Linked DNA regions of Homo sapiens: regions 1 and 3 are each linked to region 2. A link is a loop called in an ENCODE intact Hi-C map of the cell type or tissue named here. Cell type or tissue: PC-9. All regions are shown on one strand.

Region 1 (8,000 bases), 220 kb before region 2:
ATGCATGAATGGCACTACTGTCTAACTCACGATGAAACCAAATGTTATGCTTTTGCTAATTCAGTGACTTTTCAAAAGTCTTTTGCCCATTTAATACAATCCATCTTGCTTTGAAAAAACTTTAAGTATAAACCCAGGCACTCAAAACACAAGCCAGTCCTAAGTAGTTTTATTCTAAAATTAAGACCATAACCCACATTCACTCACTTGGCAGATGCCCCCTTTTCACACTTACCTACATGCTAGTTCCTCCTCCTCAGTGGAAGGCAGCAAATGATCTGCACATTTGACCACTTGAGAGATTTGCTGTGCACTCCCCTATGCCTGTATCCTCAAGGACTCTGTAAAATCCATTGAACTCTATGCACAAGCTAAGAAAAAAACCTTGCTTTGCAGTATTTCGATTATGCATTTCATAGTAATATGCATAAAACATCCCTCTATCATAGTGCCATCTTAGAATATTTATTGATTCCCTCAGGTGGTTCTTGTTTCAATTAAAGTCCTTTTGGGAAACAATCTATCCGGGGGATTGGCCGGTGACACTGCTACATAGAAGGGATTGGGCCTGGTGTAGTAAGTCACAAGCCCAGGCCTTGGAGGTGAGCAGAAGTAAATCTGAATCCTGATTTTACCCCTGTCTAGCTATATAATCTTGGGGTAGAGCCTACTTCATAGAGTTATTTTGAGGATAAAATAAGAATATAGATAAAGCACTTAGCATTTGATGAACATTCAGTATATGTTAACCACTGAAGACACTGTTATTCTTGTTATTCACAAAAGCTTTTTTCCAGGTTTTCTAGACAGACCCACAGACTCACCACCCCCAAATGAGCAACAGACAAATGGCAGTATGCTGACAATCATAAATTGACTGTGTATTTTATGATAATGGGTATCAAAGTTGTACTCTATTAAAGAATTATTATCTTTGAGATTCAGATATTAAAATGTGTATAGATGAAATAGCTCATATCCTGGATTTGTTTCAAAATAATCTGATAAAAGATGGATCAGGGAGGGAGGGAGTCGATGTAGCGAGGGAGCATGTTTGGACGTGCATTGGCAGGTGCCGAGGCTGTGTGATCAGTATGGGAGTTGTGTCATTCTCCCTACTTTTGTCTGTTTTGAAATTTCCCATAATAAAAGTTGAAAAATATGTTAAAAATAGTTCATATAAATAGCCTCCTAGATTCATTCTTGTTCAAGGAGCCAGCTCTCAACTCGCTTTCCTTTATTTCTTTTGGAAGAGTAACTGACTCTAGTGATCTAAGCAGTAAGACTCATGTCAATCTGTTTTATTACTCTCAGGATAGCTTATGGTGGAAACAAAATAAATCCAATTTCTGAATCTCCTTTGTCTTCAATCACTTGGGAATTCTCTCTGAAACTACTGTGGGCATTTTAAGTAACCCTGATTACCCAGCAAGAACAATGTAGCTTTCAGACAAGCACAGAGGATAGAATAACTCTTTCTACCCTTCTATGCTTGCATGACAAAAGCTGTAGCTATTAAATACCGGTGCTCAATGAGCTAATGAATGGCAAGCCGGTAACTGTGGTTTTGGCATTTTAGTATTTGAGCCTCTGCCCTGTATGAACTTGTAATCTTCATTGTGTAGCCTTGTTAAGTTCAGCTGCTGAGTTACATGTTGGCATAGGAAGCTGAGGTACTCCTAAGCCAAAAACTGACCTCTGCATATTTCAAACTAAAGTCAGGAGGCTTAGGGTGACTTCTTTTGCTTTAAAAAAAATAAAGGCATGATTTCCCTTTAGAGTGGAAGCTGACCATGACTGTAAATGGCTCTATAATCTTTGGCTTTGTTTGAGTCACCCTCTCCATGTTCTGCTCTTCCGTTTGGATGCAAGCCAACATGAGGATAAGTGTTCTGCTTGGTCCTCGTTGTTTAATAATTGACCCTTCAAAACCACTTTCTTTCTCCAGCTTCATCAAAGAGAAGAATTTAAATTTTGATTTCAGGTTTCTTCTTTTCCCTCTTGAGTCTATCTTTAAGGGGTAAAACATGTGGCTTTTTATAAGTTTAAGTACTTTGGAGCAAAGTTTATGGAGTGTCCTTCCATCCCCTAAAAATAAGATAGGCTCTGAGTTGGCCAGGGCAGTCCCATTGGGGTCCATCTGAAATGCTTCTGTTTATCCCTTTGGTCAGCACCTCCTGCCAGGACCATGCTGGAGCTGCTAAGAAGGAAGACAGGTGCACAGACAGAGCCTTCTGGAATACAGTGCGGGGTATGCTATCATAGAAGTATAAACTGGGCACCCTAGGAGCAGAGTTGATATTGCTATGACTGTCTGGGGACATCAGGACAGACTTCATAGAGCAGGTATGAGATACTTGGGCTGAGGGCAGCACTGGTAGCCTGGAATTACATTATGCTCTTAATTGAACCCTCTTGGGATCCCAGTTTGAGCGATCTGTCTTATTAAATAGCACTTGGTATGAGAACAGCCATGGCGTTTCCTTTACAGCTCATACAGTTCTGAGAATGCCTAAAATTAGATTGAAATCAGGATTAAGGTGTCTAACCTGCCTTTGTGGCCTCGGGCATCCTGTGACCAGGATGAGTCACATCCCTGTCTTGCCCACTTGCGTCTTCTGAGAGCTGCGTCCCAAGACTTCCCCATGCAGAGCTGATTGTAATAGTTGACTGACAAAACTGATGGCCCAGCACTTTCTCTCCCTGCGCGATTCCTGCTGCCCATGACAGCAGCTGAGTAATAAGCAGTCAGACCTCTTACCTGGGACATTAGTCACAAGCTCTTAAGCAACTGCGGGTCAACGCTTGAGACCGTTTTGGATTTCTGTTAGCACTTGTTTCTGTTGCCCAAGAAGATCCTTTCCAAGACTTCAGCAGGCATACTGGCTTCGGGAAAATTCAGAAACTCAGTGACCTTGTTTGGAAATGTGAGTGATAGTGTTCTGGGCTCAGGTCCACACAGGCCTGGCTTGTCAGGCTAGGACACAGTGTCGATAAAGCTGGGCTCATGGGCTTTGTCCCCCCGGCCGTGCTCTCTCCTGGGGCTGCAGACTAGTGTGTCTAACCTCAGCCAGGCGCCTCTCTACTGTGTGCCCGCAGTCCCAGAGGAGCCAGGCACCCAGGCCTTATAGTGCCTCCCAAGTCAGAAAACACTTGTGGAAGAACTGAGAGTGGTGGCCTCCTTCACTGGGCAGGACCACGATCATCCTCACCCCTGCTCCCGTCCTGCGCTGCTACGATTGCAACCTTTTGTAGGTTAAACTGGCTGTGCTCATATTGTATTTATGTGGTGGGGCCAGGGGAGGAAGCAGCTTCCACAAATCAGCCCACTGAAAACAGTCACTTATATGGGACATGGGATTCTGCGTGGAGAAGGGCTGATTTGGAGCCAGGACTGGGTTTGGGTTAGAGACACAGAAAGCTTGCTTCGCTGAAGTGGGTGCACAGGTACTCAGCATGCCTTTGCCTTATGCCCCTGACACCCGGGGAGGCTGCTACTAAGAGCAGAGAAGTCTGTTCTATGTTCCATTGATCTGTGCCATGAAAGCTTTGCTGCTTTAACCACACTTATTGGGGATTCCTGGAATACCAGACTTGGTTTCCATTCCTGGGCATTTTCTAGTGGCCATTTTCTGTAAGACCTGTATGGCCAGGCTGTATCAACTCACAGGACAGCGTGTGGAAACCAGTCATGCCAGTTCTGTCATCACCTACCTCCTCCAAGCCAGCAACGTGATCCAGGCTGGACAGAGACCAACCTTTTGCCTTGGGCCATGCAGGCCAACAGACCTTGATTCTCACACTGAGGCAAGAAAATAGAACCTCGAGTGCCCTGACACAACCCACAGTGAATATGGCACTCCAGAAAGAGCAGTCAGCTGCAGCCACTGAGGAGACGCCACAGCGAGGGGGGCTCCAGGCGGCCCAAGGCCATGGCAGCCTCCCACAATGGCAGTTAACCACAAAGCTCCAGGCCACCTAGCATCCCCCCCGTGACCTGCAGCCTCCTTGTCACTGATCAGCCTATGTGGGTTGCCTCTGAGCATATTGTTCCTTTAAAAACCAAAGTGTAAATGTCTCACCCAAAAGGCCAAGCTGTTGCTCTGTCCAGTCTAGACTGTGCCTGTGAGGCTAGCAATGCCACCCTCCCTCTGTAACAGTGCCCTGGGGTATGGGTGGCAACAGGACAACCAGGTGCTTGTGCTGGGAAGCGGGTTTTTTTAAGAGAGCACTGCCTTTTATTTACAGACAGCTTTATCAGTACATGGCCATGTTCCTGCCGACCTTGAGGACTCTTTACCAAACAATCCTGCTGCTGAATATTCACTTCCTTCCACATGAATTTGCTCTTAGGGATTGGAGGAGGGGTGGAAATGCTTTCAACCAGTCTCCATAATCTAGGCTTCTTGTGCACCTGGGGTACCCACAAACAAACCCTGTTCTCACTCTGGTTTTCCTTTTCCTGATTAACATCCCCACAAACCTACTGGATTTAAGACAAACCCAGAAGTCATCATTTCTGCTGCTTCTCTCTATCCGTCTATCTCTAAGTGATTATCAAGCCTTATTACTGATTTTGCTTTCACCGAAGCCCTGCTTCCTTTCCCCTGACTAACTCCTTATTTTCCATTCCATTCATCACTGTCCTGGTTCAGGTCTTAACATCTCTTCCCTGGACGGTTTCAGCCTCCCCCAACTGATCTTTTCTTGTCCAGCCAGGAATCTGTTACTCCCTTAATGAGGGAGCATCAATGAGTTCCTTTTGCCTAATATGTAAAAATCAAAATTCCTTCGTGTGACATTCAGGACCCTTCATGGTTTGAAGGACTTAACTTTCCTCTGTAGCCCTGAGATTTTTCATGGCCCCAGCACTCCTCTGTCCTGTGCTGCCCGCCCCTCAGCCTCCTCCACCATACCCAGGGTTCTCTGAGTCCACCTGCACAGCCATACTGCTGGGCTTGCTGCCGTGTCCCTGCCCCATCCGCCTGTCCATGGCGGCCTTCTCACTCCCCTTCTCTGCCTGGGAGACTCTGACTCATGCTATCAGACCCAGCTCAATTTCTGCTTCTGCTGTGAGGCTGTCTCTCTCTCCTCCCACTAGAAGGAATTGTTCTCTCTTATGTTTCTCTCGTAGCACTTGGTTCATACCTTCATCGTGCCACTAGGATGATACAGCAATTGGTGTGTTCCCCCTCCCCACCCCTCCTGGTCTATCCTGTCCATGTGTGTGTGTGTGTCTGTCTGTATATGAAATATATATCTATTTGTTTTACACACACACACACACACACACACACACACAAAGTATTTCTTTCTTCTCTTTTCATTTTAGAGACAGGGTCTCACCCTGTCGCCCAGGCTGGAGTTCAGTGATGCACTCTCAGCTCACTGCAGCCTCAACCTCCTGGGCTCAAGTAATCCTCCCACCTCAGCCTCCCAAGTATGTGGGACTACAGGTGCATGCCACCATGCCCAACTAATTTTTGTATTTTTCGTAGGTTGGGATGTTGCCCATGTTGTCCAGGCTAGTTTCAAACTCCTGAACTCAAGCAATCTGCCTGCCTCAGCCTCCCAAAGTGTTGGGATTACAGGCACCCAGCCGACAAGTATTTCTTAAGTACATTATGCCAGGCATAATGGCGCCAGGCATAATGGTGAACCGCATAAACACAATCCCCGCCGTCATGGAGCTTCTAGCCTAGCAAATATTTGTCTCCCATTACACTGTGAGTTCCTTGCAGATGAAGATCAGCTGTACTCCTAGTGCCTGTCACCACCCCGGGCACACAGTGGCCACCTCCCCTATGGGTGTTCATTCTGACTCCGATGGGTAGAGATGGGTGCTAGAGTGGAGGATGGGGTATAGGCTGAGTATGAGGTAAGTGGAAAGCCTAGAAAAGCCACATTCTGCCCTCCGTTTTTACAGGACAGCCTACATTTTCCTGTGGTCAGCCCATTCTTAATGGGCGCATCATCTTGGAGCCATGAGGCAAGTTCTGAGACTTGATCTAAATGTGTCATCCAGATAGCACAGAGAAGTTTGTTCCTTTTGACGTGTGTACAGGAAGCTCATGCGGCCGCATGTGGCCGCACGTGTGTGTGTGTGTGTGTGTGTGTGTGTGTGTGCCCATTCTGAGAGGTGGATGGTTTGGGGTCTGGCTGCCCTATCTCGTGCTGCTCTTTGTATCTTTCAGAGATCTGAAACTGGACAATGTCCTGTTGGACCACGAGGGTCACTGTAAACTGGCAGACTTCGGAATGTGCAAGGAGGGGATTTGCAATGGTGTCACCACGGCCACATTCTGTGGCACGCCAGACTATATCGCTCCAGAGGTGAGTGCAGCTGCTTGATGCAGCTCTGAAATCTGAGCTCTCCAGTAACTCTGACCAGAAATGCCACTGGCTGCTTTTATGCACTGCAGCTTTGGAGGCAGCATTGAAAGGTGTCTAGAGCCGACACCTCTAGACTCATTTATGGCTCATTGGGTGAATGATGGCTGAAAATGGCCTAAGTCCCTCTAATAAGAATTTGAGTTAAAAAAGAAAATCATGCTGCTATAAAGACACATGCACACGTATGTTTATTGCGGCATTATTCACAATAGCAAAGACTTGGAACCAACCCAAATGTCCAACAATGATAGACTGGATTAAGAAAATGTGGCACATATACACCATGGAATACTATGCAGCCATGAAAAATGGTGAGTTCATGTCCTTTGTAGGGACATGGATGAAATTGGAAATCATCATTCTCAGTAAACTATCGCAAGAACAAAAAACCAAACACCGCATATTCTCACTCATAGGTGGGAATTGAACGATGAGATCACATGGACACAGGAAGGGGAATATCACACTCTGGGGACTGTGGTGGGGTGGGGGGAGGGGGGAGGGATAGCATTGGGAGATATACCTAATGCTAGATGACGAGTTAGTGGGTGCAGCGCACCAGCATGGCACATGTATACATATGTAACTAACCTGCACAATGTGCGCATGTACCCTAAAACTTAAAGTATAATAAAAAAAAATATATATATATATGTAAACTTTGCAGTTGCTTTGGGCTTTAGCCCTAAATGAAGACAAAGTGTACGCCATTCATGGCTATTTATTTTCCTTTTTGTCTCTACTTAGTGATTTAATTTCAGCGTCATTTAGCAGAACTAAAGAAAGGCTCTTGAATCCTTGAATCCTTCCCGTATGAGTGAGTGAACCCAGTCCCCTTTTTTTTCCAGACTGATATATTTCCAGAACCCTTTCTGTTTGGGATCTGCACGAGCCCATCACAGTGGCCCAATCAGGCCATAAATATTTGCTCACCTAGATGAGAAGGCACCTCTGAGTTGACCACAGGGAAAACAGACCACTCTGTAGAAATGGAATGAAATACGCTTGCTAGCACAGGAGACTTTTTTAAAAAAACTTTGATATTTCCTAATGCATCAATTTCCCTAGTTATGAAGAACACATTTGTTAATCTGATGTATGAACCACCTTCTCACGCTGCCCCCTTTGCACAGATCCTCCAGGAAATGCTGTACGGGCCTGCAGTAGACTGGTGGGCAATGGGCGTGTTGCTCTATGAGATGCTCTGTGGTCACGCGCCTTTTGAGGCAGAGAACGAAGATGACCTCTTTGAGGCCATACTGAATGATGAGGTGGTCTACCCTACCTGGCTCCATGAAGATGCCACAGGGATCCTAAAATCTGTAAGTTTGGCTTACCCAGCTAGCTTCTGATGTATTGCAAACCAGCTTGTTTCATGTGCTGCTTGAGTCTTTTCAGTACTTCCCACCAGTAAACCACTAGCTCTAACTAAAATTTGTATTGTTCTAATCTAAAGAATCAAAGAACCAGAGTTCTGTCAGGCTGTTACCCTCTCTTATGCAATAGACCCTCTCTTATGCAGTAGTTATTTTGGGGTCAATTTCAATAGCCCTTGATAACTTTGTTTGCCAAATAGCAAGTATTTCTAGCACTTCGTAACTTTAGTT
Region 2 (8,000 bases):
TTTGGATAAAATTCTCAATTCAGAGAAATCATCTGATGTTTCTATAGTCACTTTGCCAGCTCAAAAGAAAACAATACCCTATGTAGTTGTGGAAGTTTATGCTAATATTGTGTAACTGATATTAAACCTAAATGTTCTGCCTACCCTGTTGGTATAAAGATATTTTGAGCAGACTGTAAACAAGAAAAAAAAAATCATGCATTCTTAGCAAAATTGCCTAGTATGTTAATTTGCTCAAAATACAATGTTTGATTTTATGCACTTTGTCGCTATTAACATCCTTTTTTTCATGTAGATTTCAATAATTGAGTAATTTTAGAAGCATTATTTTAGGAATATATAGTTGTCACAGTAAATATCTTGTTTTTTCTATGTACATTGTACAAATTTTTCATTCCTTTTGCTCTTTGTGGTTGGATCTAACACTAACTGTATTGTTTTGTTACATCAAATAAACATCTTCTGTGGACCAGGCCCCTTTGATCAGCTTTTATGTTCAAATATTAATAATATTTGCTTCAACACCTCCAACTCATAAAATTGTTTACCAACAATTTAAGCACTTATGAAAATTACATGGTACTGGTTATTTCTACATTTATCTTAGTGCCATCACCTTAATGTATGTTGAGTCCCTAAATGTCATGTTAAATAATAACAACCATAATATCCCATTGAAAAGAGTATGTTGTTAGAAAAGAAACATCATTTTTAAGTTTCTGAGCCTATTAAAATGCTCAAACACAAAATATTAGTATTTTTAAAATATGAATGGGATGAGTGAAGCAGTTCTCAGCATTATAGTCACAATGTTACAAAGGCTAGAGCTTCTCTGAAGATTTCTAATCTGTTCCCATTAACAGATTAATAAATTTAGACTTCAAATGAATAATTTGCCCAAGCTTTAAAAGTAATAGATGGCAGACCAAAAATGTAAGCTTAAGTTTCCTGACTCTAAAGTCAAACTTAGAACAAATTTGGTTTGTTTTTGTTTTAATGATACTGCGTTTTAAAACAAAGTAGCTTTATCCTTTTTCTCCTGTATTTTTCTTTTACAAAATAGCTGTATTTCTTTTATACTGATAATCTCATTTTTAAAAATCAGACAGTGTAGAAAGATATTTTTTAAAACAGAAAAATCACTATGAATCCCTGCACCTACAGGTACAGAAAATTATTTTTATGAACAAATTATGTAGGAAGTGCCAGAGCCTTAGGTCCTTTACCCTGAGGTATATATACTGAACAAAAGGAACTGAGCCACAGATCTCTTAGGTAGCTCTTTTTATCTTACAATGGAGGACAGTGATTACAATTATATGAAAATTTTGGAACAAAAGTTAATACTAAGATTCAGTGCAAAATTTGGGGGGGGGGGGGGCACAGGTATACTTAAGCACAAACACTGTGACCCAAAGTGCTTCAACATTTAGTTACAGATAGTAGTATACTAGAAGTGGTATTTTAGAATAAAGTGGTTGCTTAGTATTCACAGGTCACAAAACAAAAAATTATTCTTGTATAGCAAATTAGCTTCAGTTGAAAACTATTTGTAAAAGCAGATTATGTAATGACCAGGAGTTCAGGAAAATGACTTCTGAAAGCATTGAGAAGGGAAAGCCACGTTAAAGGACAGTACAGCTGGAAGGAAGCAAGTACTTACCCACTGCTCAGTCACTAAGACAACAAGCTCCTTGGAGTGCTTTAAGCTACGGAATAGCAGAACTGGCCCTTCCCAATTTTATGCACCGTCACAAATTTCTTCATAATGGTTTTGTCCAAGGCTTATAACCCAACCCTGGCAACTATAATCCTTACTTTATGAAACAGCTGTATTTCTTTTATACTCATAACCCAGAAAAATGAGAATGTATGTTCTGAGTATAAAAGAAATGTAGCTATTCCATAAAAATACAGGAGAAAAAGAATAAAGCTATTTTAATTTTTTTAATGCAGTATCATTAAAAAACAAACCAAGTTTGTTCTAAGTTTGACTTTAGAGTCAGGAGACTTAAGCTTACATTTCTGGTCTGCCATCTATTACTTTTAGAGCTTGGGTAAATCTTCATTTGAGATCTAAATGCTATATATAGTTCATTCATAGCAGTACCAGATAAGGGAGGAGTATATCTATACAGTATATAGTCTTGAAGAAGTGATCTAAGGCTCGGAGCTTTTGAGGTGGCCATGAGTGACTCCAAAGTCCATGGAGCTAACCACCCTGCAGTGCTAGCCAATCCAGTTGAACATACCCTTTTCTCCATTGTTAACTGTTTGTTTAAATAGCAAACAGAAGGCGGCAATGGAGGTGTGGAAAACTGAGGATCCGATGTCACTTGAAAGTAATGAGATCACATAACATTGAGGGAATGTCCTAAGAGGAGTGGCAGGGCATAAATAGAAATGAATAAAAGTGTTTTCAAGTGCCATTTAGTGGGTTCTGAATTTGAACTAGAGATTGAGATATCCAGTTATGGAGACATTAACTCAAATTAACAAGGTAGTGAATGGGAAAGCACAAACTATAAAAGACTGTATCAATGTATGGTATTTTTTCCCAGAGCTGTTTTGACTTAATGGCATAATAGATATGTTTAAGTTTTTATAACCTCACGATTATCATTCCAAATCTTATTTTCCTCCTAGAAGCCTCTGTACAGAAAAGATGAACTTAAAATTACTCGCTTTGTAGAAACTTAATCTAAAAGTTCAAAATGTTTAAGTAGCAATACCTAAAACAAGTTGCAGAGTAAAGAATCCTCTTTTTTTCTTTTTTTCAACATTAAGATTTGGTTAAATAAAACCTTTGCAAACGTGTTGCCAGCTGGAACCAACAAAAATGTAAAGAAAAAAACTTTTACTTTTTTTTTTTTAAGTTTTCCACTAACCACTTTGCTCACATTTCGTTCCTTTAAATAGAGATGAACCTGTCGTCCCAGATTATTTTACAGAGAAATAGTGAAATTAGTGGAATTCGATACAAAAATAGTCTCCCTGTAGGATAAAAGTTATACTTTACCATAAACCTTCCTATGAACGCCTTCTGGAGCTTTGATGTGTTCACACCTTTCAGAGGTTTGGACATAATTTTTATTCTTACCTGTAGTGGATAGTTTTTCCAAGACGCTGCCCAGACACCCGATCTCCGTGTACTATTGAATTTCGTTTATTCCCTTGTCTTGGCTCCATTCTGGGACGGAGAGGAAAGACAGGTGCCTGAGAGCGGCAGCGGTCAGAGCCCCGCGGGGAGAATACCAAGCATGCGGAAGGTACCCGGCACCCTTCTGTTCCTGGTGTGGCTGGCGCTACATGATGAGGATGCGAAACCCAAGCCAACCCGAGAAACTTCCCGAGCCCCGCCCGGCGCGCGGCAGGCCACGCCTCAGTACGTGCTCGGGCGCAGCACCGCAGTCCCGGGCCCCGCCCGCGGCCCCGGCCGTGGGCTCCAGGGCTCCAGCCGCGCAAGGCGACTTTCGTGTACGCTGTGGGGTGGCTGCTGCCCGCTGCGCGTACGTGTGGGAGCGCATGCGGGAGGCCCTGGCCGCTCCTGGCCTGCGAACGGGCGGCGCCAGGCGTGGGGGGTCAGCCCTGGGCTTTGTCTTCTGGGACTTGTCAAAGTCGGAAGCCTAGTGCTTCCCCAAACTTTGTTTTTTAGATGGGGGGGGCGTGGGCGAATGGGACTTGATGTATTGCGGAAGAGCTGCCTCCCGAAATTCCCAAGCAAATGCTTTGGGGTATGAAGCTTTTTCTTTGTAGAATAGAAAAAGTTGAGTTCTAACAGATTGGATAGTGGTTAGTTATATAATACTTTTTTAAAAAAAATTAGACATCTAATCAAAAATAGAGGAGTTCTATGTTTATTTAAATATATTCCTCTTAAGGCACTCAAAGAGTTCGTTTATTTTAAATAAAGCACGTTGAGATATGCCTAGTTAAGGATCTCGAAACTTTATCCCACTTGGTGCCGTTTTTATTTTGGTGGTTTTGTGGGGGGTGGTTTTTTGGGCTTTTTACTGTTTTGATTTTATTGTATGCCAGCTATTGAGAATCCTTTGGGAGAAGATAATCTTGTTGGACAGAAGGGAGATGAGTGTATAGAGTACGGAAAAAGCTTGGAGCCTTAATCTCTGTAATAATTGGTATGTTCAGATTGCACAATGTATTATAAAGTACAAAGCCAGGTATTTAGAATAAATAACTTCGCCTCTGCATATCCACAGCTCACTACATTTTACATTTTATTTTCATTTGTTTCCTTCAGGAAAATTCATTGTTTGTGGTTTCCTCAAATAGCATTTTATAGAAAGCAAAGGTACACTTTTCAAAAGTAGTTGAGGTGTTTTAGATACTTTTTTACTAATAAAAACTGATCTGTAGCCTCACTTATCATATGTGTGTGTGTTCGTGTCTAATCAGGGAGGTGCCCTTTAATGAGAGTGCCATAATTCTTTTGGTCCTACGGATGCATAATCATTATAGATGGACAATTTTCCATAGAAGAGAGCAGGCTGGTGGGGCTGTAATATTTATCACAAAGGGTCATGCTTTTTACAAAGTAGAGAAACACTGTGTAAAGTCAGACAAGTAGATTAGGATTCTGTGAAGTAAAATCTAATTTTAAAGATCTTTGAAATATTAACATTAAAAACCCTGTTTTATGTAGAGATCCTTTCCAAATATGACTGGATAATATTATTTCCTCTGAAATGGATTTTTAAAAACGGTTCTACATACAACTGCTATGACAAAATCTTTCATAGGCGTACAGAAACAAGCTGGACAGAAGTCATAAACTGTTGCCTGACTCCCTAATCTGCTGGTAGAATATTAAAGCAAAAACCTAAAGAAAGTGAGCTACAAATACGGAAAATTAGAAAGGAGCCAATACAGCCTGGGAGGTACTTTGCATCAGCCTTTGCCTCTTACTTAGAGTTTTCCCAACTGCAAATATTTATCATTCCTGTGAATTTCCTTATCACTTCCTCTTTAGCTTTCTCACTTCTCTTTTTTTAACCTTATAATTTTTGCATGTCTTATCCCTCGTACTAAACTCTTAGTTTCTTCAGAGCATGGTTCCCATCTGACTCATCTTTGATCCGTCCTAAAGCCTTCCACTCTGCATGCGCAAAAACAACTCACACATGATCCAAGGTGGAGAGGATTTCAGGTGTGTCAGAGACTAGAGAAGAATTATGATCAGAGGAACAAAGTGGGGAACAGAACCATTTTCTAGCTCTTCCAGGGAGATCCATTCAATCAATGAGTAGTGTTGAGTGAGTACAAGATATTATTCTAAGACCTCTAGGTGATATAAATATTCTAGAATATGGTGCCTGCTATCAAGGGTGCAGTTAATTCCCATTCTGTGAGGTATTCACAAATTCAACTGTACTTGTGCAAACACAGTTGAAATCTAAATAGAGTTTTTATTGGCCCTTTGAGATGTTCCAAGCCACCGTTACCTTTCCTTTTCATGGACTGTCTCCAGCTTGATAATCACCGTCTCCAGCCCAGGGTGCTCCCCGCAGGCGCCCCAAATTTGGCATGTCAAAAATTAACTCCTTATTTGTCTTCCAAATGGCTTCTCCTCTTGCATCTCCTGCTCAAGGAATGGCACCATTCAGTCTGAAACCAGAACCCTAGAGGTCACTTGTCACTACTCCCTTATCTACCATATATAGTCTGACACAGTCCTTTGCTTTTCTTAAATTATAATTATGGAAACTTGAACATGTACAAAAGTAAAGAGACTATAATGATGCCAAAGTGTCTTTGCAATTTGTGTTCTCTGGGAAGTAGACTCTGAGATGGAGATTTCAGGTGATTTATTGGGGAGTGCTTTTCAACACATGTGGAAGAGAAAGAACAGAAGTAGGCAGAGGGAGAAACAGCTGAGGAGCAGTCCCAACAAAGCCTTTAGCAGCCACATGGGGAGCTCTGGAACTGCAATAGCCCTTGAGACTTGTCCCAAGTTACAGGGAGTATGGAGGCCTTTACACCCCTACACTGATCAGTCCCTTGATGTGGGCTGCCCCCAGGAGACATGACCTTTAGTAAGGCAGGTTTCTTCACCTGAGACAATCCCCAGAAAGGGCTGACAGCTGAAGACCATCTTCTGCTGCACTTCCAGCAGCTTGGAGAGTAAGTGGTTCATTCCTGAGACATCTGTGTGTCATCACAATATCACCCACAGTGCAAGCTTTAACAGGGGTCAACTCATGGATGATCTTTTTTTCAGCTGTACCTCTACATACACGCACACACACACAAGTGTACCCATTATTTTGGTTTTTGGGTTTTTGTGGGTTTTTTTGAAATTGAGTCTCACTGTGTCGCCCAGGATGGAGTACTGTGGCACGATCTCGGCTCACTGCACCCTCTGTCTCCTGTGTTCAAGCGATTCTCCTGCCTCAAATTTTTGTATTTTTAGTAGAGATGGGGTTTCACTATGTTGGCCAGGCTGGTCTCAAACTCCTGACCTCTGCTGAGCCACCTGCCTTGGCCTCCCAAAGTGCTGGGATTATAGGCGAGAGTGAGCCACTGTGCCCGGCCAATAGCTACTAAATTTTAAAATTACTTTTTTCCTGTTAACAAAAGTAATCATATTCCTTGTAAAATGTTATAAAGATACAGAAATGAATTATGTAAGAAGTAAAGTCCTTTGGCACTCCACCTCCAAGGACAACTACTGTTTTACATTCATTATACTGTTCCCATTGAGAACATTTGAAATATAGAAATAACATAATCATAGTGAGAGAGAAAGGGCAGGTCTTTAATTTTCCTTTACCACCTTGGAATGTAAATAAATGGTTCCAAGTGAGAGAAGTCTCTAGATCTCTTCCGAATTTTCTTCTTTAAGATTGATATCTAGTTATCCTTTACTCAAACGGTTCAGGAGCACTGAGAAATCCAGGGAGAAAAATCTTCCAACTCAAGGCATTCCAGGCCTTGAGACCTCTTGCCTATTTGTCCAAATTCTGCTAACTTCTTTCCCTTGCGTCCTGTGTCCCAGTGATGTAACCTTCTAACACGCTCTCTGACCTCTTTGTCCTTTGTAGTTGCTTTCTCTCTGTGTCTGCAACACCCTTCTTATTTCATCTTCATCTCCTTAATTTCCTGCATTTTTCACAACTCATTTCTACTTTAGAAAGCCTATCCTCTCAGGGACTGGATTAGGAGATTCTCCTCAGTGTTCCCATTTTGTGTGGTGTTTAACTCTTGCACGGTATTAATCACACTAAAATTGTACTTATGTACTTGAAGTGAATTGTTCTGTACTAAATGATGAGCAACCTGAAGATAGGAGTTATGCCTTTAAATGCATACCTAGCAGAATGGCAGCTTAAAGAGCTCTGTGGCCTCACTCCCCATGAAACAACTGTAACTGGTGAAGCACTTTAAAAACAACCATTTAAAGTTTATTGAAACTGCCCAAAGGTTATACAGCAAATGAAGAACTGTTTATTCAAGAAAATCTACTACATCTTGGTAAGAACAGCAATAGTTAGTCAGAGGTACTCTCAAGTACCATGCCTCACATGCCACTCCTCACATGCCACTCATGCCTCACATGCCACTCATGCCTCACATGCCACTCATGCCTCACATGCCACTCATGCCTCACATGCCACTCATGCCTCACATGCCACTCATGCCTCACATGCCACTCATGCCTCACATGCCACTCATGCCTCACATGCCACTCATGCCTCACATGCCACTCATGCCTCACATGACTTGCTGCTTCTACCACCTTGCCCACCTTGAGGAAAGTTCCACACAGGTGGGTATGGCCAAGAAGATGGGGCTCCTTCTTCTCCCAAATCCCAGTAGAGGACTATGAGCATTTTGGTCACAACCATTTAACCAGTCTTTAGGAAATTCCAAACTTTCCCTCATCTTCCTGTCTTCTGAGCCCTTCAAACTCTTCCAGCCTCTGCTCATTACTCCTGTGCTCATTACTCTATGAAAGGAAAATAAATCTCAGAACCACAAAA
Region 3 (8,000 bases), 170 kb after region 2:
GGCCAGGCGTGGTAGCTCACGCCTGTAATCCCACCACTTTGGGAGGCCAAGGCAGGCCGATCACAAGGTCAGGAGTTCGAGACAAGCCTGGCCAACATGGTGAAACCCTGTCTCCACTACAAATACAAAAAATTATCTGGGTGTAGTGGCAGGTGCCTGTAATCCCAGCTGCTCAGGAGGCTGAGGCAGGACAATCGCTTGAACCCGGGAGGCAGAGGTTGCAGTGAGACGAGATCACGCCATTGCACTCCAGCCTGGTCAACAGGGCAAGACTCTGTCTCAAAAAAAAAAAAAAAAAAATGAAGTGGACCTATTTGTATACTATTCTTTCTGCTCATTATGGCAGGCTGGAAGAGAATGGCTCTTATAAATATTATGTAGAAAATTATTAGGGCAACAAAAGAATATTCCAATTATTTGGGCTACAAATTATGGAACTATGGCACCAAACTCATTCATAAGAAGTAGATCAATACAACTTAACAACTCTCTCTCTCTACCTTTTTTAGCAGAATTATTCATCACTTTCTTATTATGTAAAATGGCAATGATGAAGACTACTTAATATAAATAGTGTATAGATTAAATAAATTCACTGTATCAGTTAGGACTAAATTCAGCCATGTGGCTTGACTTGCATTGTTCTTGGTGATAAATTGTATTGATTTCTACTGCTTGGTTTATTACAGAATCAAGCAACCATTCCAGGAACCCCAAACCTCTCTTCCCCAAATCTCTTATTTCCTGACCTCACCACTAGATGACAATCCCTTCCTGTGTTTTGGCCAGTGAGCGAGCGGAAACATTTCAAGCTGTTTGTTTTACAGTTGTTTCCAAATAGGCGCCCTAGTAATATCTGGAGAGAAACTTTATTTATAGCCTCTAAACATCCTACTGAAGTTATTGGGACGTAGTACAGTGAAATGTCTGTGCCAGACAAATGGAAATGAATTTTGAGTTTAGGGGTTTGACTGTTACAACTTAATTATCTAGTATTTGGTTTTTTAAAAAAAAGTTCTTGAAAATCATGCTGTCATGTCTTTATAAAGATTCAAAACCAACATATTATTAGCAGGAATTTGACCTCCCTTCAAAACCATGTTGACAAAAATGATTATAAGACTACATTCTTCATTAAGATCACAATTAATGTATTTTGTGACTGCTGTCAGTCTTTTTTGTTTGCAGAAATGAATAGTTTCCCTTAAAAGGTAAATCTCAGGCGAAGTTAATACAAAGTGCTATACATGAAAGATTACTATCTATGCTGAATCAGGATGAAAGGAAAGGGATATGGAGACACTGAAATTATTTTGACATTAAAGTTGAAGTGGTGAGTCTTGCATAGTAGACAGTCCCTTTAAATGACTGTTTTTGATGAACTTGGTTACTCCCAGCACTGTGCTAGGGGGCATGGAGAGATACAAAAGGTGGGGTTAAATTGGGTGAAGTTTATTTATTGAGATTATTAAACCAAATCACCCCAGAGCCCCTAATGGTTGGCAGGTCTCTGAGATTATTTGAGGGTATATGAGACCTTGGAGCCAAGATAATCCCTGGGTGTCAGCACATTAGGATATGTAAGGTTTAGAGTTGTCTTTCAGATGAAATTGTTAAGCAAGGCTTGGAAACTTCATTGCAGTTTAACCAGAGAGTAGAAGTGTTTGTAGCAGCAGCAGCAATTTAGGATGTAAACAACTAGTGTGTTATGAATTCAGAACGAGGGTGTATTTCCTTTTCATTATTAAATCAATTACCTGAATGAAATCTTGGTTCGAGTACCTACCCCTCAAAATTCTGTATAAAAACCTTTGATGACAATCTAGTTAGTGCTATCGGCTACATATTGCACCAACTTGTGCTTCTTTTTTTCTCATACTACCATGTTTTTCTTTCCCTGTATGAAACCCTCTTGCTTATGAGAGACCTAGCAGAAATATTCCTCAGTTTCTTATTATGTAAAATGGCAATGATGAACAGTACCTAATACAAATAGTGTATGGATTAAATAAATTTGCTGTATCAGTTAGGATTAAATTCAGCCACAAGTGACAGACAACCCCAAATTATGGTGCCTTTAACCATTAGTTTATTTCTCTATCATGTAAGCAAAGTTCACAGGCACTTTAGTTTTGGGTGATTGTGTTAGCTTCTTGATCCTTAGGGACCCAGGCTGCTTCTGTCTCATTGCTTCACCATCTTTAACACATCTCAAAGTTGCCTATAAAACGTACACTTGCATCTCATTTGCCAATCCTTAGTTATATGGTTTCATCCAGTTGTTAGAGGTGCTGGGAAGCGCCCTCTTGATTTGGCACAGCCATTGGCATAGCTAAATGCTGGTTGTTCTATTCCTAAGGAAGAAGGACAGAATAAACACTGGGGGGCAGTCTCTGGCACGGTAACCTAGCATAGATTCTGACGGTAAGATGCTCTTCGATTGCTTTTTCAATTCTCTTCCTTCCCTCTTTCCCTCCTTTCAGCTATTTACACCTGGGATGGGTCTTTATGCTGAGGTTGGAAAGTGTTAAGCCTGAAAAGAGAGCTTTTTGGCAGTAAGAAAGGAATTCCTGTGGCCAGTTTTAGTTAATTTGTGACTGTAGAGGAAAATCTTGGCATAGATTAGTATCAAATCATGTGTTGTGCAAAGAGTGTCCAACGTGGACACAAAATGGTGTATTAGCATTTGCTTTTAAGTAGCTAATTATATTCTTAGCATTAAAATGTAGAAAACAAATACTTTTCAAGATTACTTCAGAAACTAGCATTGCTTAGTCTCATTGTAATTAATGTACAAAAAAGGGGGTTTCTTCTCTAAGATTTTTAGAAATGCATACACAGTTTTCCTTGTACAGAGAACATGTGTTCTCTTATGAAAATTTCCTGGTTAGGCTTTATTTTGACCATCTTTCACGTTTTGGCCTTATTTTCTTCTAACATCTTATGATGCAATGATTATGTTCCTCTCCCTTTTCACCTAAATTGAATAAATCAGAATCTCTTACCTTGAAGGTGAGAGAGAATTCCTGGAAGAATTATCTGAAAGCTGTGTGTGGGGCCTACACACAACTGGTGGTATTTTTCCCTCAAGGAAAAGGTGGAGATTTCACAAGAATGTAAAAGCCAAAGGAAAACTTGGAAAATCTAAGACCAGGGTCATGGTTCAGATTGTGTAAGACCACTGTGTAAACTCTGTGAAGGCAGAGACTTCTTCTGCCTTAAACCTGGCTGTATGTCTGGATTATGCTTGGTACATGACATGCTGTCAATAACAATATATGGTCTAAATGAATAAATGGTCACCAGGAATGGTGAGTGCTATGACTTAGCAGCATATGTGTGGGAGATATCGGGGTTTCATAGACTGAGAACTCAATAGAAGTCAAGTTGTGACTTCCAAAAAAATCTAGACATTAGATGCTAGAAGGAATTTGCTTTCTTAGGGCTAAAAATAAGGTTTACTCAGCCCAAATTAATGCAAAGAGTCAAAGAGTATGTGTTCTGTCTGGTTGAAACTCATGGGAAACACAGTGTTTAGTTTTTATTGCCACCCCTATGAAGGACATAGACAGACATATGAATATAGTTTAGTCTGGATTCTTGCATCTTCTCTGCAACACCCTTAGCTAGTGAGAGTTCAGTCTCTGTATGGGGAATGAGTGATGGGGGAACTCACTTCAAGGCATGCTCCTTCATTTTCTAGAACATTCTGCTTCTGTGCTTTGGGAAGAAACTCATATGACCAGGAGAATAAGAGTGTAAAAATCATGTTTAATTAAGGTCAGTTGGAAGGACAGCACCTTGGACTCTTTAAAGAGCTATAATGTGAAAGAGATACTGCTTTTCTGTATTGGTCTCGTGGGAGAATTGGACTGAGGCAGTGGCCAGATATTACCTCTGAAGTGGAAATTCTTAACTTGGACTTTGAGGAACTCAAAGGGCTTTTTAGGTGAATTTTAAGGGGACATGAATACATTCTATGAATATATTTACACAATTTCGTTTGTGTGGCCCCTCCCCCTCACCCCCCACCCTGCCAGTAGAGGGTTCAGGGCTTTCAGTTTCAGAGGGTGTCCTTAGCTCCAGAGATAAAAACTACTATTGTGGGGTCTTCTGTAACTCTGAGTTTCTATGCTTTTTAAAAACATGTACAAAAATAAAATACTAGTTTTCTTTTTTACTTAGGTGAAATAGACTAATTAGTAATCCTGTAACAAAGACTCAGCTGTAATTATAGGACTCCTCCTGTATGAAACAGGAAAATTAAAAATCTGTTACAACTCAGCAACAGTGGTCCTTCATCCCACATAACTTCACTTTTTTAGTGTTCACAGAGTAACAGCCCAGCTATTGCCTCTGGCTTCACAGTTTTACCTATGCAAAAGCAGTGATTTTTAGCTTCTGTGACCCTCTTGGTTTTAAATTCCAGGAAGCATGACTTCATCTCAGCCTGAGGCTCTATAAAGCTATTCAGTGAAAAAATGAGTGATGAATACTTGGGAAGTAATCTATTTTTATTCCAGGTTACGATATTCACAGGAGACTAGGCATTTTGTCTTCATCAGCATCCCAGCTGTGATCCTGCACTGGCTATTTATTGTAGGAGCTTTAGGCACAAATAAGAGAAAGCACTTTTTTTATTAACCAAAATATTTATGGCCAGAGTCTGAGTTTAGTCAGGGCAGCAAATTACATCTGTTCCCTAAAGGGAATAATTACTTACAGTTTGACAGCAAATGAATAATAATTTGCAGCAAATTTATCAGGATGATAATTTTTTTTCCATAAAGACAGAACTAATAATGCCATTGAACAGGTGGTTATGTGTTTTTTAAAAAATGATTAAATTATTAAGGCAGAAGGTTGTAATAGCTATCATGGTGAGTCAGACCAGTTTCTCTACCTCCTCGTTAGCAAACATTCCTTTGGTGAGTCTCACACTCAAGTAAGCAGCTGGCTTTCCTTTACCCCTGCTAGGTGGGAACTGCAGTTTTGCACAGTTGGGGTACGTATTATTAACTCCAAGGAGAGCAAGAAGTCATTATGACTTAGAGTTAGAAAAAAGTTAATAACCTAGTGTCAGAAGGGGAGGTGGAGGTGCTTTTCCAGGAAGTACTAGGTAGCCTCAATTGAATCAACTTTCTCAAGGAAATATCATGCCTGGTTTAACTTGCTTTGCAGTCGTGAAAGTTCCAGAGAGCTGGGTAAGTTGGTTGTTCTGAACAGTCCTCAGGCTAACTTTGATATTCTGAGGGAAGGGGCTAGTTTACTTTGAAAATAGTACAAGAACTGTAATAGGTGTAAGTTTGATATTTAACCTATTTGTTTTCTCTTAAATTGAGACTTCTGTTGTTGCATGTTCAAACCCCTTATGGATCTGTATCATACGAGTTCACCTGAGTGTTATAGAAAATGGAGGGGTTGAAAGGCGGAGCTAGACAGAGGCTAGAGGTGGGAAGGTGGGGAAGGGATGTTGACTGGAGCTGCAGTGGAATTGATTTGCTTTGTCCTCCTAAGAGATAGGAATGGACATCAGGGGCACTTACTTAAAGAAAGTAGGTGCTAGAAATCTGTTTGCTGAGGAACAATTGGCAGGAAAAAAGGACATAACTGAAATTTTGCTCTCTTGTTCTTGTTTTCAGCTTTTAACATAGTCTTGACCTTGGCATATATGTCTTTGAGCTAAGTGAGCTTATGTAAAGCTTCCTTTTTGTGTGTCTGAATACCTAGTCCAGAGAGGGTGTGTAGAAGGATTAGTGATCTCTAGTCATCAGAAATCCCATGGCAACATGATCAGGCATTTACCTGATAATTTTATACCTAGGTGAGAAGCCCAGTCTTCTGGGATTGGCAGAAACAGACAGTGGCAATTACATTTTGTTCTCATTTACAGAGCTTGCTTCTTTGCTATTAGAGGGGCTTAAGTCTGTAGATATCGGCTACTCTTCTGTTCATAAGCACACCGGAGGTGTCTGGTTATTTTTTAAATAACCTGGGTTAAGAACTGAGCATTACTTCCTTTTGAGGCTAGGGCATAACACACAGCTTGTTCTCAGGAACACGATAATGAGGATAAGTACATAAATATGGATAAAAGCACGTCCCAAAGCACCATCTCCTGCAGGAAGAAAGGTGATTTAGTAGGCACAAGCCTGACACTTCTTGTGTGCATAGTCATTAGTGACAACCTGTGTGCAGGGGAAAATTCACTTTGTACCATGGAGCAAGAACATTGCTAAATATCTATGAAAAATCCTCATGCTAAACACATTTCTGGTGGTTCACCTCTTCAGCACTGGCTTAGTTCAGTTTTTCTCTCCATTTTGAGGCCCAAAGGAAGAGTGATCCGGGGATTACTAGTAAAGACAGTTCAGGCTGTTTTGATGTAGTCAGTTCATCTAGCTATGCTCAGTGCATCTCTGTAACAGCTGGTGGAGCAGCTTCTGTGAAATTTGTTGGTCAAGGCTGCTCACTAACCCCTCAGGTTTGGCCGACTAGAAAAACCCTGTTGGAGTCGCTGGAGGTTTGAGTTGTTTAAATTTTATGAAATACAATTCTAGGTGTTTATAAAGTTTCACACAGAGAGATGGACAGGAACAGAGAAAAGTGTTTATGTTGTTTGTAGGGGAGGATGCGTACAAGTCAGGTGAAGAGGAGAGATTCACAAAAAGATGTGCAAGGGATATTAACCTGGCGGTCGTGCCTAGCAACACCCCGCTGCCTCTTTCTGGATTTTAAATGTTTCAGGGAAGAATACTTGTTTAAGCAGTAGTTGGGCAAAACCAAAATTGATAAAACTTTTTTCTTTTGCCTTTGATCCGTGAATTTACAGTGAAGGCATGTCTGAAATATCTTAGATGTTTGTTTCTACTGCATTGCTGGAGCATTGATGTCTCTGGAGAATGTGTTGTGGGAAGCTGAGTTTGGGTAATCAAATTGGTTTTCTTATTTTTCTCTACGCATGTTTCTAAAAGGGTAATATCATAGCAAAGGAGTTTCAAAATTTGTTATCAGGGTGATTGAAAACTTTTGATGGCTTAAATATGGTTTTAAATGTTGCTCAATTGCCTTTTTTTAAAACTGAAAGAGTGGGCAAGACCGCTGAAATAGAGTGTAGCCTTTGCATAATCACATAGTTCACTAGGTCAATTTGTATATAAGGCAGTTACATGGTGTGCTTAGGTCACAGAAGTACTTTAAAACTATGGAAACATAAGGCACTTTTCCCTATGGCTTTAATTGAGCAAGGAAGGGGCCAGCTTGCTTAATCCACCTTGAGAATAATCCTTCCTGACCCATGTGGTGCTCACATCTTATCTAGGGCTTCTAAACCTGTGGATGCTGAGTACAAGATGCTTATATTCATAAAGGCAGGCTTTTCTGTTCTTTCCATGTGATTCATACTAGAGCAGATGGCTTGATCTGCTCCTATCTCTCACTTCATCCATGAGTTTTATGCCGCTGTCTCCTATTTCTTTTTCTCCAGCCAGTCCTCCCTCCAGACCACCTGTTCACAGAGCCGTGTGTACCCAGACATCCCATGAGCACCTCTGGTTCTGCATGTGTATCACATTATCTCCCTCTCTCACCTGGTCCTTTGCATGTGTTCCCGGTCTCTGTGAGGGGTCACAGCTGTCACCTGGCAGCTAGGCTGCAAGTCACTTTCCATATCTGACCACCACCAAATCCTAGAAGTTTCAACCTTAACATCTGTTGGAACTGCCTTCTCCACCCCTTCCCTTTGGCCATTGCCATCCTTCTGGCTCTCATCTGGATCACTGTAATAATTTTTAAATGGTTCTAGTAGGCCGAATAGTGCCCCACATCCCCTCAAGATGTTCACATCCTAATCCCCAGGACCCATGAATATGTTAGGTTACATGACAATGGGTAATTAAACTTGCTAATCAACTGGCCTTTAAATAGGGAAAGCATGCTGGGTTGTCCAGGTGGGACCAATATAATTACGAGTCTATGCAAGTGGAAGAGGGAAGCAGACG

The links. A loop is a pair of places that touch in the nucleus more often than their neighbours do. Peaks named below come from ENCODE experiments on the same cell type or tissue, not always from the same donor. Only the 100,000 strongest peaks of a DNase experiment are listed, where the experiment ranks them.
Region 1: a loop joins it to region 2, with 6 times the contacts of the local background. A loop is called at or near these places in 2 of 110 quality-filtered maps.
Region 3: it touches region 2 in a loop (4-fold over the local background); 2 of 110 quality-filtered maps call a loop at or near these places.

Annotation. Positions count from the first base shown.
Region 1 is chr14:61,522,881-61,530,880 of GRCh38, forward strand. PRKCH (protein kinase C eta) reads left to right here. Exons shown (of 14, transcript NM_006255.5): 11 at 6,195-6,333; 12 at 7,527-7,715. Among named protein-coding and RNA genes, the nearest start is that of PRKCH-AS2, 19 kb to the right of the region's middle. RefSeq lists an enhancer at 2,488-2,637. In PC-9, a CTCF peak has its summit at 3,349; DNase peaks (open chromatin) are centred at 1,771, 2,671, 3,711, 4,161 and 2 weaker places; H3K4me3 peaks cover 3,169 bases; H3K27ac peaks cover 6,214 bases.
Region 2 is chr14:61,747,785-61,755,784 of GRCh38, forward strand. It overlaps HIF1A (hypoxia inducible factor 1 subunit alpha), which reads left to right. Exons shown (of 15, transcript NM_001530.4): 15 at 1-474. It overlaps HIF1A-AS3 (HIF1A antisense RNA 3), which reads right to left and starts at 3,313. Exons shown (of 3, transcript NR_144368.1): 1 at 3,101-3,313. HIF1A-AS2 (HIF1A antisense RNA 2) reads right to left here and starts at 1,305. Exons shown (of 1, transcript NR_045406.1): 1 at 1-1,305. RefSeq lists a silencer at 3,335-3,644 and enhancers at 7,095-7,596, 7,201-8,000, 7,597-8,000. In PC-9, no CTCF peak of the experiment used is centred here; DNase peaks (open chromatin) are centred at 2,287, 3,287, 5,027, 7,457 and 2 weaker places; H3K4me3 peaks cover 5,001 bases; H3K27ac peaks cover 7,720 bases.
Region 3 is chr14:61,922,768-61,930,767 of GRCh38, forward strand. The region is part of intron 1 of SYT16 (synaptotagmin 16); the gene reads left to right. Among named protein-coding and RNA genes, the nearest start is that of SYT16, 110 kb to the left of the region's middle. RefSeq lists an enhancer at 7,445-8,000. In PC-9, no CTCF peak of the experiment used is centred here; DNase peaks (open chromatin) are centred at 4,454 and 4,964; H3K4me3 peaks cover 3,143 bases; H3K27ac peaks cover 4,053 bases.